Regions from separate parts of the Homo sapiens genome. Here all the other regions are linked to region 2. Evidence: chromatin loops called from intact Hi-C (ENCODE). Cell type or tissue: endothelial cell of umbilical vein. All regions are shown on one strand. Links, peaks and the distances in the headings refer to the core of each region. The heading gives the core; the rest is flanking DNA. Region 1 overlaps LOC105370777 (a long non-coding RNA gene). Region 2 has its middle 150 kb from the start of THBS1. Region 3 overlaps LOC105370777 (a long non-coding RNA gene).

Region 1 (6,113 bases), core at 2,282-4,781, 67 kb after region 2:
TATAATTATGAACAAAATCTACTTAAATATGCAACCAACAGTTGTATTTCTCTGTTTTGCTTATGGTATTTCTTCCTTTTGATACCTTAATAAAAATCTAGCTCATTGTTCAAGAGTTAACCCCAAAACTGATAGTTCTTAATATCCCTCAATGGAATTAATCACTTCTTATTTTTAGTTTTCCTGTTTTTTTTTTTTAAACATATCCCTCTTATTAAGTAAAATATAATTGACACCCTTTACATATGCAAGCACATATAAATCCTTTTGGATAAATTGTAAGATTAAAGCCTGTCTTTTATTTGTTTGTGGTATGTAGTATTAGGCTTTCAATAAATATTTTTTAGGATGAAAAAGGTATGCATGGAGTTTTTTTTCTGTTTCAACCTCAACTAGAAAAATCTATCTCTAGTGAAAAAATAGAAGACAGCTCTCAATGGGAATTACTAAATGACTCTTGCTTTTAAAAATTCCTTTATTTTCTATGGGCTCTAAAGTTAAATAGAAAAAGCAAGTTTAATATGTATCAGCTTTTAAACAGTGATGAAGCAAAGCAGGTAGAAACCAAAATACCACCCGCCCCCTCCCCGCCCACACACTCTTAGTTTGGCCAATGCAAGACAGACCAGTATCAATTTCAGTTCAATGTAACATCTGCTTAGCATTTGTTATATACAAAGGCAGAAAGTACAGATGAGACACTTTTTGAAAGAGTTCTTCTTTTTGTACTCTTTTTGCTTTACCATTTTTTTTTTCTTTAACTCAGAATGACTCTTGTCCGTAACCAAGCAAATTTTAACGTTATATTATTGGCTACTGACAAGATTTTCATTGATAATGTTATTGGCTACTTGCAATGTAGTTGCATTTTCACAAAGACAAGCTTGAAGGTGCCATTGAAGCAGAACGTATAAGGACAGAAATCATATGGATAGTTCTGATAACCTTAGGAATGTTTCAAGATAATATAGAGTGATAAAGATTCATTTATTATTCATAAAGGTATCCCAAATATCAAACTTAATTGAACTTGAATACTTTTTAAGTAAGTTGTTCAAAAGAAGTAATCCACAAACTTTCTTTAATGATTCCTAAAGCATGGGCACAGTAATCATAAAGTTCTCATAAATTCTCAGAAAATTTTCATAAAATTCTAAGTTGTATGCAAAATCAGAAACAAAAATAATCCTTTTAAATTTACTGTTTGTATTTGCTACCTACTTTCAGGATCTAGTAACATAACACACTTTTATTGCCTCTGTGAACCACAATGCACATGCCGTACTGTCTACCGCCAACAGGAAAAAACTACTTCTTGACACATGCAATTTAACAATAATTGCAGGGACCATTCATGTCTGAGTCCTAGAACTGGAATTTCCTGCATTATGGATATTTCATGTTGGAAATGTTGCTGGTTTGGCAGAGTAAAAAATAGATGGCTTTGGCTCTGTTGGGAAATAACACCCTGAACTGGATCACTGTGACATTCTAGAGGTTTAACCTATAAATTTGGTTAGCTGGAGGATGAGAATCTTTGTTAGATATCTGTAGATGTGCTATAAAAGAGTTACAAATTGGCTGTACATTTTAAAATCCTTTTTAGGAAAAAATGAGGAAAAAGCATCTAAGCTGTTAATTTATGTAACAATTTATCTTACATGATGGTGGTATCAGTAGTTGTCCAAGAAGAGACAGCTATGTCACAGGTTATGCCCATCAATAACCAAATAATTCAGTCAAATGCTTGTGATACGATGGGCCTGTGCTAGGGATGAGAACACAGTGTCCAGTAAGACAAAGGGTAGTGCTCCAAGAGATGATACACCAGTGAGTTTAGCCTCAGCAAATCTTTCAGTAGTCATCAAGTTAGATATTGCTTGTGAAGGTGGGTTGTATTCTAAGTTAAAAGATAATTGAGCTCCTAAACTTGCATAATAGTGTGGCAACTTCTACTTGGGCAGATATTTAGAACTAGGGTGATCATATAAGTTATCACCGAAACTGGGGTAGTTTTGGATAGAAAGGAGGGGCTGCTCCTAATTATTCTGGGGCAGGAGGCATAAACCAGGGAAGTACCAACCTATATATGGTCACCCTATCTAAAACCAGAGATGTTTGTTTAATAATGTACACTACTCAATTTGAAACTTTCAACAGGTGGAGAAACAGCAATTTATCTGCTTTCCTTAGTGACTGGCCAACAGAAGTGACATTTAATAGAAGTATGATATTCATTCTTCCAGGTGTCTCAAGTTCATCATTTCCTGATGATCAGGAAAGATCAGAAATCCACATCAATGAATCACATTAGCTGTCTTCTTAGATGATACTTTCCTGCTTGGAGCCTGTATTAAATGTCAGTATGAGAGAGAGCTGTGCAACCATGTGACTTTGCCTCTCTGTTTGTGATAAAAATATTGTTGAAGATTTTTCCCATTGTGTCATTTAATGGCACTTAAAAGAGTCCACATGATTTCTCCTAGGATGTTTGTTCTCTTTTCAAGAATAAATGAGCTTCTTTCTGTCAGATAGTGATTTAGATAGGCTTCCCGTTTGTCCTTTAATGTCTGGCTCCCAGTGTTCAGTCATAAGAATCCATCGCTGAGGTGAAGCATTCATATTTTGCTAATTTTTGTGTTTGGCTCTATTTCTTTTTTTATGTGTCATTGTGTTTCTTCTGAATTAGTTACATTCCTGAAACTTGACCTTTAGTGTTTAATGTTGCTTCATCATCAAATAAAGTTTGAACTTTTGACCTGGTACTCATGGTCCCACGTGTCTGATCCCAAACTCCTGGTCATTCTTATTTGCTGCTACTGCTCCTCATGTGCCCTTTCTCCAACTGAACTATTTGCTCTCCCCAGTACATGCCTCCTATTTTCTTGCCTTCATGCCGATGTTCGTGCTGTTCCCACTATTTGGGGACCTGAGGAAAATTGAAAAGTGTATTAACAGCTATAGCGGGATATGGAGCAGAAAGTTTATAGGGGAAGAATAAGATTGTCCATCAGAACGTTTGGAACCCATTGGAAGAGAAAATGTGAAACACCCTGAGCCCTTCTTTACTGCACGTGCTCTGGCATGATGCCATTATCCTTTCCATATGGGAAGACTTGTCCTTGAAAGTTCACCTTTTGAATGTGCAGAGACTCATTTTTGTTCTTATTTGTCTGGGGTGTGGGAGAAAGGGGGCGGCACGGAGATGGTGTTGAGAGGGCAGGAGTCACACAGATCATGTGTTGGGCACAGGCGTGCTAAAGCCATCTGTTTCTCTTTGGATAGTCATCCAAAACCTTTTAGGCATTTGCCACCCCACACCCCACCTCCCAAAGCCAAAAGCTTGCGCATATGCCCCAAGGAATAGGATCCCAGGAATTTACCTCATGTTTATAATCCTATAATCTTCTTGGGTGGGGAGGAGAGAATGGGAAGCCATTGGAGTTATTCCTGAATATGACCAGGCATTTGGGGTCTGAATGTTTTTGAGAAGTCATGAGAGAAAAATGTGAAAAGAAAATACGTATGGGGCAATATTCACAAACTCTGATTTTTTCCATGACCCCTTCTTTATTTATTTCCTCCTTTTTTGTTTTTCTTGTGCATTTTGTAGGATAGAGTCTTGGCTCTATTTCAAGCACATTGCAGAGGAATGGTGGAAAGGGATTGCGGTTAGCTAGGTTATCCTGAAAAACAACAAAGAAATTGAATACTCAACTTGGCAGTGGCCCAGACGTCTTCCAGTGGATAGTGGTCTGCTATAAGCACAAAAGACCCACGCACAGGGGCTTGAAAATGTGGTTAGGCCTATTTACTTTTCAGCACAGAAGGAAATTAGAAACAGAGGTCTGGATTGCCACTGAGAGGCAATTTTGAGTTAATTAATGAAGCGAGGGAATCCAATGGCAGTAACAGAGTCAGTTTTCCACTTTGGGCCTGGAAGCAGGACCTCAAGTGATTCTAGTAATCTGAATCTTGTGTGGCTGCCCAGGGAGCTGTCTGCCATTTCAACACACCTGGCTGCAACATTGTAGAATGCAGACCTCCTTACCTGTTTTTGTATTGTGCTGTCACTAGTGGTTAGAAAATATTTTGCGAAGGTAGCTGTACAGTGACAATGGCACTGAGAAATATTTACATGTTAATTATGATGACAGCAGTTAGGGTAATGGTTAAATGTTAGAGAAAAGTCATAAAGACCAAGACTGTGAAATAAGATGACAATATTGATACTGACAGATAAATCTTAAAATAATCTTTCTGCTAGTTGGCAAGTTCACTATAGATAGAGGTCGTGTCTTGCCCAGCTTTGAGCCAACAGTGCCTAGCACACTGAAAGCGTCAATAAATGAATGAAACTCTTCTCATTTGTCTCCTGGCCCTTGAATTGTCCTCTTACAGATGTGAATCTAGTGGTTAAACTATCTTTTTTTTTTTGAGACGGAGTCTCACTCTGTCATCCAGGCTGGAGTGTAGTGGTGCTATCTTGGCTCACTGCAACCTCTGCCTCCCGGATTCAAGTGATTCTCCTGCCTCAGCCTCCCTAATAGCTGGGATTCCAGGTGTCTGCCACCACAACTGGCTAATTTTTTTTTTTTTATTTAGTGGAGACGGAGTTTTACTATGTTGGCCAGGCTGGTCTCAAACCCCTGACCTCGTGATCTGCCCGCCTCATCCTCCAAAGTGCTGGGATTACAGGCATGAGCCATCATGCCCGGCCTGGTTAAAATATCTTTAAAATGTCTTTGAGAGAATATTTTATAGCCAACTCAGTAACTTCTACTCCCGATGCTTATATTCTTAAAGCATTCATTTTGCATTTTAACCTACATCCTACCTGCCGTTATTCAAAACTTTTGTTTTGTTCCGTCCTTCATGAAACTAAATGTCTCCATCTTCCATATAAAGTGGTCTCCTAAGTTAAGTAAATGGTCCAAGTGAGCCACTGCTGTCCTCAAACAGTGAGAGGACCCAGCATACATGAGTCACAAAGCCACATGAATGACAGACACACACATACACACACACACGCATAATGTGTTCTAGAGAAGCAACAATGAAAAACATGTACATGACTATGTGGATGTTTCCTTGGCTAGTATGTTTTTCTGTTGATGCTTTGCTTCTAAATAATATTGAGCTCCTAATCTTGCATAATAGTGTAGCAACTTTTTAACTTTTAGGGGTTAGTTTTTAATTTTCTTGTACCTTTTTAATTTGAAAAATGTCAAACTTAAAAGAGGAAATTCCTATATACTCTTCCTCCCCCCAGGTTATCACCATTTCATTTGATTTTGTTCTCTTTCTCTGCATGTGTTTTTCAATCTTTTTTTTTCATTATTGTTCCCTCAAGGAGGCATTTTAGACCTTTTTTTCCCTAATTACCCCATGGAAGTTTAAGACCACAGACATATCGTGTATCTGTTTGTGTAGTGTGGCCTTTTGGGGAGCCACAAACCATTGTATCTAAGAAATTTCTATCCCCTAAGAGCCGATGTTTACCCTCTAATTTGTCTGTATCACTTGAGAGTAAGTTGGAGACATAGTGTACTTTCCCCTAAATATTTCAGTATTTATTTTCTAAGAACAAGGGCTGCTTCTTACATAACCAAAATACAAATATCAGAATCAAGAAATTGAACATGGGCATAGTATTGACATAGTATTATTATTTAACCCACAGTCCATATTCAAATTCTGTCAATTGTCCCAATAATGCTCTTTATAGCTACTTTTTCTCAGCCAGGTTTCAATCCAGGATACATAGGGCAGTTAGTTGTTGTGTCTCTTTAGTCTCTTTTATTGTAGAATATTTCCTCAGTCTTTCTTGATCTTGACATTTTAAAAGAGTACAGAGTATTCTGTAGAATGCTTCTCAATTTGGTTTTGTCTAGCATTTTGTCTGGATTAGATTCAGGTTATACATTTTTGGTGAAAATGCCATTAAAATGATGTTATGTCTTTCTTGGCACATCGGGACACACATGATGTCAGTGTGTCCCATTACTGGTGATGTTGACTTTGATCATGTGCTTTAGGTGGTGTCTGCCAGTTTTCTCCACTGCAAAGTTACTATCTTCCCCTGGTAATTAATAAGTAATTTGTGGGGGAAA
Region 2 (6,113 bases), core at 1,533-4,032:
GGTGGCATGCTTTCTTTTCATCTTCATTCTCAGTCTTTCAGAGCACAGTGTTGTAGCTACCAAGTCATTGGCCGCTGTGTTGAGTGGCCGATGACCTGCTAGCTTAATTCACAAGAAGCCAGTTTTCAGAGGTAGGTGCACTTATGTTTGCTCAAAAAGGCAGCAATGGTACTCTGAGAGAACTTTATTCATTGTATCTGGTCCCTATTTGCCCAATTTTATGGATTTTCTTTAAAATTCCTTCCATAATTCTTGACCTTTGGACTATAACTTCAAATGATTATAGACACTGGCCTGTGCTGTCTCACCTTTCTTTTTATATATGAAAATGAACAGTACAAAGCACAGACCCAGGTCTTAAAATAAATAAGCTCATTCAAAAGAAATCAAGCTACAATTAAGTGAAGACATATTACAAATTTAAGAACATCACCATCGCACTAGCAGCACATTAAGGCCACCAGTGCTCAAGGATCTTGGCTATCCCATTGCTTTGACATTGATGTATAGGCTAAGAATGTTGACTAAATTAACAGACTTTTTAAAAAGTATCTTTTAATGTAGGATGCTATTAATACTTCCACTGAGCTTGTAAAAGATCCCTGGGGTGCTGATCCTGAGAATCTATTAATGGAAGTGCACACATGAAATGACTTGCTTCCTTTATGTAGATGCTTACTCAAGAAGATGTTGGACACTGGGGACGTTTTGTGACCAGGAAAATACAGTCATCTGAAAAGACTGGCAGAGAATACTGCCTGGAGGGGGATGTGCTCCTTGTCTGACTCCTTTGAAGATCAAAAAGATAGAGGGAGGATTGGGAGAGGGCTGAGCAGGAGAGAGCAGGAAGGAGACACACTGAGCTGGTACACATCATGGGATGAAGGCCAGGAGAAACCAGGCTGCAATAAGTTAGGAGTCTACAGAGAGGGAGATATGAGAGCCATTTTGTGAAACTTTCCCCTAAGAATGGAATCATGCTTTGTGAGGTAAACTAATGGGGGGATAACATAGGTTTAATGGGGGACCTTTCAAGGACCTCTTGACTTGGTGCACCTATTCATCTCATCAGTGATTATTCTGTGCCCAAGACACCATAGTGTCCTGGATTTACAAAAGATAGGCATGAGACTGTCTCTGCTTTTGTAGAATCAACAATACCTCTGAAGGACCAAACCTATGCAGAGACATGCTCAATTTCATTTATCTAGTGATGGAACTTCATGGAAAGATGGCTAATGCAACATAACATACACTACATGAAGGATGAATCAGACTTCCAAAACTATAGTCTAATTCACTCCTTGAAAATATTCTTTTTCTTTCTTTTTTTTTTTTTTTTCCTGTGGCCCAGGCTGGAGTGCAGTGGTGCAATCATACTTTTGTAGTAAAGTGTCCCTGTGGTTTTGGAATGAGAAATGAGACGTTTATTTTCCTCAACTCACTGCAGCCTCAACCTCCTGGGCTCAAGCTATCCTCAGGCATGTACCACCATGTCTGGATAATTTTCTTTTTCTTTTTCTTTTTTGTAGAAGTGGGGGTCTCACTATGTTGCCCAGGCTAGTGTTGAACCCCTGGTCTCAAATGTTCCTCATGCCTTGGCCTCCCAAAGTGCTGGAATTACAGGCATGAGCCACTGTGCCTGGCCAAAATATTTTTCTTAAACAATGAGTTCTTTTTCATATTACCATGAATTTAAAATTTCTCTGAAATGACCAAAGACCACTTTTTGTTTTCAAAAGATATACAGTACATCCAGGGAGCTGGCTTCCAAGTTTCTTTTTTCTTTGCTGTTAAAGGCAACAATGGAATAAGACTTCAGAAGGTCTCTGTGCTCAGGATGGTGAATGATGTAGGAAATAGCTCCGTACTAGGGACTCTGGGGCAACCAAAACATTGGTACATTGCTTGTCTAGCCTAAACCAGTGGGAACTATTCTCTGGATGCTTTTCCCCTTACGTTTTCCCCTTTATTGCCCTCATGGACAAACTCATACATTGATTTATTCAACATATATTTTGACCTCCACCTATGTGTTAGGCACAGTATCAGGCACTGGGCACCCCATTACATACAGGTCCAAGCAGTCCCTGCCCTCAAGGAGGTTAATATCTAGCCAGAGAGACAACATTATTAGTTTAATAATAATTATACACGTTTTTGTTGTGTAATATTACTGCTTAAAGATTACAATTAGCTCAATTATAAGATAATTTACAAAATGCCCAACGACTAATGAATATGGGTAGTCATTGTCCAAATAGCTGTGCACACATCATCATTTAATTATAGTACTGAAGACAGCTGCACTGGCAAAGTGCAGGGTGTGATGAGAGTGGGTAATGGGGCAACCTGCCCTAGCCGCAGGGGCTGGGGAAAGCTTTCCTGAGGAAGTGGCTGTTAGCAAAAGACTGGGAGAGGGAATAAAAGTTGGCCCGGGAAGAGGAAGTAGAGAGGAAGGACAGAAAATGGTCCAGGCAGAGGCAACAGGACAAGAAAAGGCCCTGGGGCCTTTGAAACCCAGTTCCACTCTTGATCTGCAAACCTTTTTAGGGATACTACAAACTAGTCCCCTTACACTTTTCAAACAAAGAGAGTTCACAGTGCTTTCAGTTGCCCACTTTTATATGCTATCAACAAATTCCTAGCTCCCCCCATTTTCTCCATTTCCTCTGTCCTCAGTCTTCCCCCCACAGTGTTCAGTTACACAAAAGGGCCTACGTGTTTACCAGCCTCTTTCATGACCCTGATCAACAAGCTTTGGTGGAAGACATCTGCGTCTAGACAAAAGATTGGTTAGTCTTTGTGAAAGTAAATGTTCCACGTCTGACTCAACCTGACCAAGAGCCAAGAAAAGGATGATAAGGCTGATGGAAAAGATTTTCTTAATGAATGGCAGTAAAAAACAGCCCAAAGGTGAAGGCAAGAAACAGCCTTGGTGTTTCCTGGGGCTCCTGGCCCCAGACAGGCTCTTGAAAGCACTCAAGGATAAGAGGTAGGAAGGTTATTTCATTTCCTCTCTGCCTCTTTCTATTTTAACACTTTCCTCCCTCTCACGCTAATCTCTATTCCCCACACCTCATGCTCAAAACAGTCACCCTTTAGGTTTTGGGGGGTAAGTATTACCCCTTTCAAGTGGGTTAAAATGTCTGGAATGGAGATTATTAAAGCTAACTTTCCTGGTTATACCTTTTTTTTTTTTTTTTTTAAACTCTTTCAACTTCAGTATCTTGGAAAGTTGAGCCTATCATATCACCAGGAGGATTGAGAGTTTAAACAACAATTACAAATTACGTGGAAAGTTGGAAAAAGAAGAGAGTTCCCTCTATTCTTCCCTGGCATCTCTGGGTGGCTGTTGTCCATGCTGGAGGAGTTGTCACCTTATGTGCCCTTGAGGGACCTCCCCTCAGGAATCAGCAGTGGGATAACCTTGCAGGTGTTTTTTGTTTTTTCCCAGAAATAAGAGACGTAAGCAAGGTTTAAATTCATAGCCAAGTAACATAATTTGCTGTCAAATTTAATGAGAAAAATTTAAAAATTAAAGCCACATCTAATTTTTAAAATACATGATTATGTACTGAGCTCTTTCAACACAGAATCTTACATAGGTCTTCTTTCCTTTTACAATGATCCTTGTAAGGTAAGTCACACAACTGTTTATTTTACAGAAAGGAATCTGAGGCTCAAAGAAATTAAGTCTCTGGCTCAAGATCATAACTAGTAAGTGGCAGAACCGGGATTTGACAGGTGTTTTGATTTTAGGTCCAATGATCTCTTTGTTACACTCACTTCCTCACCTGTGGGCTGTGAGGGACTTTGTTGCTTAAATAAGCTAGGGCTCCAAGAACCCAAGCTTCTAGGATAAATAATAACCCAACCAATGCAGGGTGTCCACTATGATTCACCGTGGCGTCCTTACGTATTTTGGAAGACAGCAGTATTTGAAGGATAAGATTTTTTTTTTTCCTCTAGGATCCTCTAGGAAGGCAACTCAGGTCCTATAAAGAAGCTGCTGATTTTCACCCAGTGGCTGGGAATTTGATGGGTCCCCCTAAGATCTGCAAAGGGATGAAACTGGAACTTATTCTCCAGTTCTATGTCTAGGGTGGGTGGAGATCGATATTTTGGGAGAAAAATGGGAGCATAATGTAGAGGAGAGCCCCTGAAGGTTTGGGTTCCTTGTGCTGAGACCTAACATCCTACAACATCTCCTTTGCAACTGGGAGTGCTTTGGAATGTTTAAAAACACGTGCTTGAGTTGAGCAGTGGAGGCTCAGAGGACACTCTTGCATGAGGTGGAAAGGCTCAAAGTCCTGGCCTTCCTTCTCCTTGTCTCTTGACCTTGCTTCAGGGGGAGAGATGGTGAAGTGGAATGATAATGGATCTTGGGCATCAGACCCAGGTTCAAATTTGTGTTCTACTATTTTTAGGCTGTGTAGTCTGGACTTCAGTTTTCCTATTTGTCAAGTGAAGCTTAATAGTACCTCCTAAGAGGATTTCCCTGGGGATTGCATGAGCGAATAAGGGTTCCACATACTCTATGTCAGAGCCAGTGCTCAAACGTTGGTCCTCACATCCTGCACAGAGGACCTCTTCATATGTGATTATTTGTTTTATTTTACTGTCATTTATTATTTGTTTATCGTGTGCTCCCCCATTAGAATGTAAGCCCTAGAAGGAGTTATATAATATTGTTTGTTGAATAAATGATATTACTTTGAATACATAATACTCTAAGAAGTTCCAGGCACTGTAACAGTTCCAGCAACAGTTCCAGGCACTGTTCCAGTGCCCAGAACATGGTAGATTTGAATAAATAATATTACTGCAATACATGCATATGTCAATGTTAAAGTGGAGAGATAGAAGCACTCAGGAAGCATAAAGAAAATTCAGCCTCTTAAAATCTGGGACACCTTGAAACCATGAGTGGCTCAGAAAGAGCCAGCAGTCTCTGGCTATTGCTGGCTTTGCTGGGCTGCCCCCCTAGAGGCGTGAGGTTAGGATATTGTGTAACGACAAATGACACAGAGGGGACTGTCTGTTCTGGCTTCTTATCTAGAAGCCCTGCACCTCTATAACCCCAGGGCTGTTCTTGGAGCTGTGGCTCAGAGAGTCAGGCTGACAGCACAAGGACAGGGAAAAAGGTCCTATTCTGACATTCAGAGGATCTGTCTTTTCTCTCCTGGGTCTCCAGGACCCTATCCTTCTGAGCTAGATGCACCTACGTTTTGAAAATGAAGATGGGTAGCTGTGCTGAAGCTCTTGTCAGCATGCAATTGAGATACTCTTTGGCCAAAGCAGAAATTGGTTGGAATTCTGGCATCCTTGGCTTAGAAAAGAGCCTGAGCAGGTAGATTTTTCTGCTTGTGTTAGCTTATGAGAAAGCCCAGAGTCTCTGCATGAGCTTCTAAAATGCCTAATACTTCTTACACAATTCAAGTTGGACGGCAAGTGTCAGTGATGCAGCACCTTCAGACAGCATTTCCCAGAAAGTATGCTACAGATACCATGTCTTTGTCAAAGGCGGCGGCACGTGTGCAGCTGTGATGACAAATGCAGCGGGTGTTGCTAGTTGCGGAAACACAGCTAGGGGTTTGGTTAACCACAGGAAAGCTGGGGTGAGGGGCAGTCCCTCCGTTCTTGTATTCTCTCCCTAGATGATTCAGGGTGGTCCCTAGTTCAGCCTCAGACACGAGACCCAGATCACTGCAGGCTGTCTGTTGCCAAGCGACGGGAACCATTTGGCACCAGCCGTAGAGAGCAACCAGAATGGGCAGAGCAGAGACTTAGAGCCCAGAGGACTGGAAGACGCTGCCACAGCCGCACGCACTCTAGCCTGATGCTACAGGTCTGTCACTGATGATACTAAAAGTTACGCGGTTGACAGATGCTATTTACAGCCAGAACTGAACAAACTCAAACACAATTCTATGTCGAACAGTCAGGGAAAATAAAGTTAAAACACCAGCAATTCCCATGCCATATCATTTATACATATCTTTGTGTTTGGAATTCACTTCTGAAATTCACTTCCTCTTGTGGGCTGGCTGGTGTAAGACATAAAAGTGAGCTCTGGGTCACTTTGGTCTTTTTTGATTCAATTTGAGCAC
Region 3 (6,113 bases), core at 2,185-4,684, 130 kb after region 2:
CTACCCCTGGACTCACTCTTCACAGCTGCCTAGAATCTTTTATACCAGGACCACGTCAGAAACCTCTGGGATCCATAAGTAAATAGCAAGGCTCTGCACTCAAGAGTGGCACCTGCAGATTTTCCACTTTGCTTTTGCAAGTTATTCAGACACAGCATTTCCATTCATCAGGAAAATAAGCCAACTGCCTCCTAAAGAGCATCTTTTCCTATATTTAGGGGTTCTGGGGTCCACTTGCTGAAATCAGATAACTTCACTACCTTAACTTAAATTCTCCAGTGGATTCCCATTACACTTAGGACAAAGATCTCATCTCTTTACCACAGCTCACTTCTAACCTCTTGGACTAGCGATGCCCCTTGTTTGCCATGCTCTAGGTGTAGTTTCAGACTCAGTTCTACCCCAAGCCTTGGCTCTTGCTGGTCTTGCTGGCTAAAGTGCTCTGCCCCAAATCTCCAAGTGCTGGTAACCTCATGTGCACCTCCAATGTCACTTACTCGAGTCCTTCCCTGATCATCTGATCTAAAGTCCTCTTCCCTACCTACTCTTCATATATCATCTTATTTTATTGTGTTTTTGCACTCACACTAACTGTAATTATCTTGCATATTTTTCCTTGGTTATTATTTCCTCCTCATGAAAGTGGAGAGCTTGACTGTCTTCATACTTTTGGGGCTCTTGTGTCTGGAAGAGCACCTGGAACATAGTAGATTCTAAGTATGATTTCAGTGGATGAACTAACGGATAATAATTCACAATTTGGACTTCCAAATTCTGTCTGGGATTTTTAATACTAGTAGCTGTGACTAATTCTACATAGTGATATGTTTGCTGGGAGGAAGTCTTTCATCTAATGTGCAGTAAAAGTAGTCTAGAATTATTCCATTCTTTATGACTTAGCTTTAAGGGCAAGTGAAATTCTAGAATTGCAAAATGCTAACAAACAGAATTTATTAAAAACCCAAGGTTGATTAATACAACCCTAGCCATGAGCCATTTCTAAGTTTTACAGGGATGTTTTGAATAGTTTAAAAGTAGAGACTGGTGCTAAGTCAAAGTACCCGGTCCATTTGGATCCTTATGAATGTCCAAGACAACCACAAAAATGCTGAGAAGAGTCCACAGCTTTGCATTCAGAGCCTCCGTGACTGTGCCCATTGTTTGTGAATGTGGGTGGAAACTAGAGCCCAAACCTCAGAGAATAAAACCTGCCTGATACAGAAGGTACCATGAGTAGATTCTGGAATGGCAGTGACCCAGACAAATTCTAGAGGATTGAGAAGACTCCAGTTTACATACAAAGTTCAAGGATGGATGTTAGGTAGCTTATTCTTTAGTGCTTGATTATGTTAATCATCATCAAACAAGATGATATATGTTGGTCATCATCAAAAGCTAACAAACAAGCTTCCTTATAATTGTCATCTTATTGTGTTGAATCACTCCAAAAATAGCTCTAATACACTAATTAGTGCAGACTATGGGATCCAGAGGAACAGCTATTTTTGGAGTGATTCGACACAGAAAGATTTCTTACTAAATTACTGTTCATTTTCTAGATATATAGAGGGTGGCACAAGAATCCAGAGATTCAATCTCTGTTCTCATCCTTATTAACAGAATGTTTGAAAGAAGATCAACCTTTCTGACTTTGTAGTGTCATATATTACCTGCCTGATCTATATCTAAATGATGTTATGAGGATCAGGTGAAATATGTGGCTGAAAAGTCTCTGAAGCCTTCAAAGTGCTATTTGGATGTAAAATATCAGTTTATACATGAACATCTAGAATGATATATCTGTTGATTCCCGTATTTCTTACCAGATGATATATTTTATTCCTTGTATCTGCAGTTCCCAGTGTAGTAGGTATTTAATGCATTATTGAATGAATGAATACTATTATGATTTCTTTCTTTCTCTTGGCCAACTTCTGTCTCCTCATTGTAAGCATTATTAGCTTTGTATTTATTTTTTCACTCTCTTTTATAAACTGTTGGCTATTAAAGAGAACAATTTCATAGAGTTCATTTCAGTGTGATTTTCTTTTATTTTGGTCACTGCATATGGTCTGGACATGGGTCTTCAGCATCGCAGGGCATGGGATGAGGGTGAGAGAGAGAGCGAGAGAGAGAATGCATCTGTTCAATAAATAGAGTGAAGGGTAAGGATCACACAGACTGTGGCCCATATCCTTCTGGGGTGTGGACTTGGGCATATTTGAGACTTTTTACTATTAATACTAATCACGACCGCAGCCCACTCTAATCCATGTGCCATGACCATTGGTGAAACTCTGAAGTCAAGACCTTAGTGAATCATGTCCTAGTCTGTTGGGCAATACCTTTATTTTTGGATTTGGGTTATTTGTAGATTGCCCTTTTTTGGTATAAATGAGCAGTACTGTTTATTTCCATTTTGCAATAAAAAGCTACTGGCTATTTAGCCAGAAAGCAAATATTTTCACTCTGAATTGCTTTCTGGACATTTTTTCCAACAGTGTTTGATTTGAAGCTGTGAAACACATTACTCCCCTTCCCTCCTCCCATCCCCTGCCCCTGCCATTTCCTCTTAGGTGGATCAAAACCAGTGCTTCAGAAAATAAAGCCAGTATTCTTTGATTGCTCCTTTACCATATGAAAGCATCAGAGAGGCTGAAATAAATGCCTGTTTGGTCCCAAAACACTGCCATCCAGGAAAATCTGCCAGCCAACCAGGTGTTCCAGAATATTTTGCCTGAGGGCCAGCCTGCCCAGGAACTGGCATTGAAATATGTCTGGGCTTTGGTATTTTCTGTGCAGCTTAAAGTGCTACCTTTGGGCACATTTATTGGGATGCATAAGAAATAGTGTACAATCTGCATAGTGATAAAGTTTTGTGTGTCTTAGACATGTTCTCCAGTTGTAGAATATTTCTCTTACAGACCTTTGGATCCCTCAGTTTCTTTTTTAAAGTTAATTTTGTATTTTTCCACCTGAATGTCTTCTCCACTCTCCATTTATTTAACTAAATTTTTAAATCTTGTTTGTTTCCTTATCCACTGAAAACTTTACCCCCAAACCTTTACCCTTTACACAGTAACATACCTATCCACTCACATACACGCACACCACCACTCACCCACCAACACACCAAAACAAATTGTAAAATCTTAAACTTAAAAGTTTAATTTCATTTCCAGCTGTGATTTACTATCAGTAGCCTGGTTGTCCTTTATTTTAGTCATTTCCAGCCCTGCCTGGCTAAACTCAAGTCGCTCAACTCCTGATTGACTCATAGTCTAGGTATTTGGTAGGAAGATTTTAATCTTTCTTTTTCATGTTGGTGACATTTCCTAGTTGTGCTCTGCCATTCTTTAGGTAGCTGATAATGGGGCTTTTTTCTTTTTAATAATAGCAAATAAGAACAGTATAATTAAAAAAAGAATGAAAGAAAAATAGTAATTTCAGAAAGAACCAGTATGAACATAGCAATGAATTGCAAATTTGTAAAAATAACTTGGGTATTAATATATCAGATTCCTGAAAAGTGAGTAAATGTTTTCTTCTCATTTTTTCCCAGTGTCTTCTAAGTAGAAGATGAAGGATGCTTTGCAGGTGACTAAAATGCACTGCCTTGTTATTACAGGGAGCGGACTCAAACCTTTCAAATATTTTGAGTGGTTGGAAAGAAGAAACACAAAACAATTCTATTTTCTGAGTTTTAAAAATGTCTGAACCCCTGGAAGACCCAGCCAGACCAAATCTGCTTTTTCTCCTGGATCCATAATGTACAGTGGTAAATTAAAGGCTTCGAGAAGCTCTGTAGTAAAGAACTCTGTTTAACTTGATGTTTTACACATTCATTAGACCATGAGATTCTCTTCTTGTAGAATAAGAATCAACATCTCATAGAAAATTTCCAGAGACCACAGTTAAAGAAGGGTTCTCTGAAGCCTTTTAAAAGCAGAGAGTAGGCAGCCTGAGGTACCAACTCTGCAGTGTGATCAGCAGAGGAAGACAGAATTGGGAGAAGCAGCAGAGGTCTATGGCTTCTAACTGGAACCTAAGGATAAAAGCACAAGAGATGCTGAGTGGTGAGCTTCTGCCCACAGAGGGGACAAGATTGAGGGAGAGGAAAGGGGCTGAGATGTCCCATGTGACCCGAGCAGGCATGCAATAAGCTCATCCCTCAGTTAAGCCAGGTTTTTCCAACTTTGTTGGATATTTGAATCATAGTTGTTTTGTTCTGCCATAAAGACAATTGACTGAGTTTTGATTTCCCAATGTACATGGGGGAAAAGTAACCTTCCTGATTCATTAATTCAGTAATTACTCAGTATATCTCTGGTGAGTATTCATAATCATATTGTTGTGAATAGGTTTGAATAATCTGTCTTGTTTTCAATGGAAGTTACATCAATTAGGTTTCCTACAAATTACACCCCCCACCCTCTGCTTCCCCAACTCACACACACATATTTGTTTCCCATTCTGTGGTGACACATAATGAAAGCTTATTGAGAACCTGGTCTGTGTAAGACAGCTGCCCTGCAGATGTTCCAGAATTGTATTAAATGCTCTACACATTAATGTTGACTTACAGGAGTCTGAAGTTTTCACCCCAATCTCAAGCACTTTAACTCTTCATTCCTCTTTGATTTACTTTCAAACTGAATGATTAAGGAACAATATGGAAACCACATGTAAAATGCCCAGTGAGTTTTCTTTTTTTTTTTTTTTTATGTATAAAAACAATGGAGAAAGCCAATGTAGAAATACCGAGGCCAACCAGTGGTTTACTTTGATGCTTACCAGGGAACACTAGGGAAATTTGCCAGTACATGGATCCTGTTTGGAAGAATCAGATCAAAGGAAGAAATATACAGTGTCAGACCCTGGCACCTCCCAGGTTTGTATGTTCAAAGTGCAGTGTCTAAAGCAATTTTCATTCCTTGTCCATGTTGCATTGTGTGTCACTCTTCTCTTTTAAAAAGTCCTCAAAATGAAAAGACATATGCTCATCATGAACAAAGATGCAACAGAAATGGAATTCTCAGGTAGCCTTGGATTTACATTTTATTTGGGGATTTATTGACCTTTGGAAAGGTTGAAATCCCAGATAGTAATGTATTTCATGTCCTTCACCCTTTCTAAGAATATCCTCAATTTCGTTTCATTTTTAATTATTATTTTGTGTTAATTTGCAAGAGCCCCTGAAGAAATAATTATTCATATAATTAGAGTCTATATAAATAGAGTTTATATATAAGCAGAGTCTATAACTCAGCTCTTCTCAGAGGCAATGAAAGAAAGGTTAAAAGGAACTCTGGAGAGACTATGAAAAACGGACTGATATACAAGTGGCCTAGACTTTGTAGCTGCTGAGATGTCATAGCTCGTGGGATGATACAGGGATTTATGAAAAGCCTGTGATCTTCTGAAGTTCCAGATGGAGGTGTGGAGTGCTCTTGGTGGCAACATTTCAGAGAGGGTGCTTGACATTTGTACTTAAACCTCTAAACTTGGCAAAGAGCTTGAGTATGATTACGACAGAGAAAAAGGTCTGTACCTTCATCATCTATGGTTTTCTGCCCTTATCACAGACCCTAAACTTATAAACGAGTAGAGCCACCTCATGTCACCTTCAGTTGCCTTCTGCTTCTGCTCCTAAAAGAATCTGGGAGGAACTTCTAAGTCTGGTAAAAAGGGTGGATGGTACATAAGCTTCTCACTTTGTGTCTTATAATAACATTCCTCAGGCTTTCTAAAAGGCCAACACCTTGAAAAAGTATGTCAAATTGCTTAGTGTTTTGAATGTTTTAAATGTTGGAGGCAGCTTTGCTTGGTTCTGATGGTACATTCAGCATTTAATTGGAAACCAATTTCCCTCCTTATTTTCTTGAAGGAGATTTGGTCCTAGACAACTGTACTGCAGAACTGGGGGGACTTCCAAAAAGGAAACATACTCCCAAGATTTTGTTTCTACTCAAATACCAGAGCAAAGCTCTGACCTCATACAAATCAGTTGAGAGAAGCCCATTTCTGGCTGTGTATTTGGATCCCAGAATATTATTTCCCCTTGCATTTCATGATTCCACCCCTCCAGATTTGGAGTCATTCACTGTATGATA

What was found. A loop is a pair of places that touch in the nucleus more often than their neighbours do. Peaks named below come from ENCODE experiments on the same cell type or tissue, not always from the same donor. Only the 100,000 strongest peaks of a DNase experiment are listed, where the experiment ranks them.
Region 1: a loop joins it to region 2, with 13 times the contacts of the local background. A loop is called at or near these places in 13 of 110 quality-filtered maps.
Region 3: it touches region 2 in a loop (12-fold over the local background); 2 of 110 quality-filtered maps call a loop at or near these places.

What each region holds. Positions count from the first base shown.
Region 1 is chr15:39,360,579-39,366,691 of GRCh38, reverse strand. All of the region lies in intron 1 of LOC105370777 (a long non-coding RNA gene), which reads left to right. Among named protein-coding and RNA genes, the nearest start is that of LINC02915, 110 kb to the right of the region's middle. In endothelial cell of umbilical vein, for the core only: no CTCF peak of the experiment used is centred there; DNase peaks (open chromatin) are centred at 2,631 and 3,651; H3K27ac peaks cover 2,500 bases.
Region 2 is chr15:39,426,836-39,432,948 of GRCh38, reverse strand. No RefSeq gene overlaps it. Among named protein-coding and RNA genes, the nearest start is that of THBS1, 150 kb to the left of the region's middle. In endothelial cell of umbilical vein, for the core only: no CTCF peak of the experiment used is centred there; DNase peaks (open chromatin) are centred at 1,948 and 2,798; H3K27ac peaks cover 2,500 bases.
Region 3 is chr15:39,298,112-39,304,224 of GRCh38, reverse strand. The region is part of intron 1 of LOC105370777 (a long non-coding RNA gene); the gene reads left to right. Among named protein-coding and RNA genes, the nearest start is that of LINC02915, 50 kb to the right of the region's middle. In endothelial cell of umbilical vein, for the core only: no CTCF peak of the experiment used is centred there; a DNase peak (open chromatin) is centred at 3,284; H3K27ac peaks cover 2,350 bases.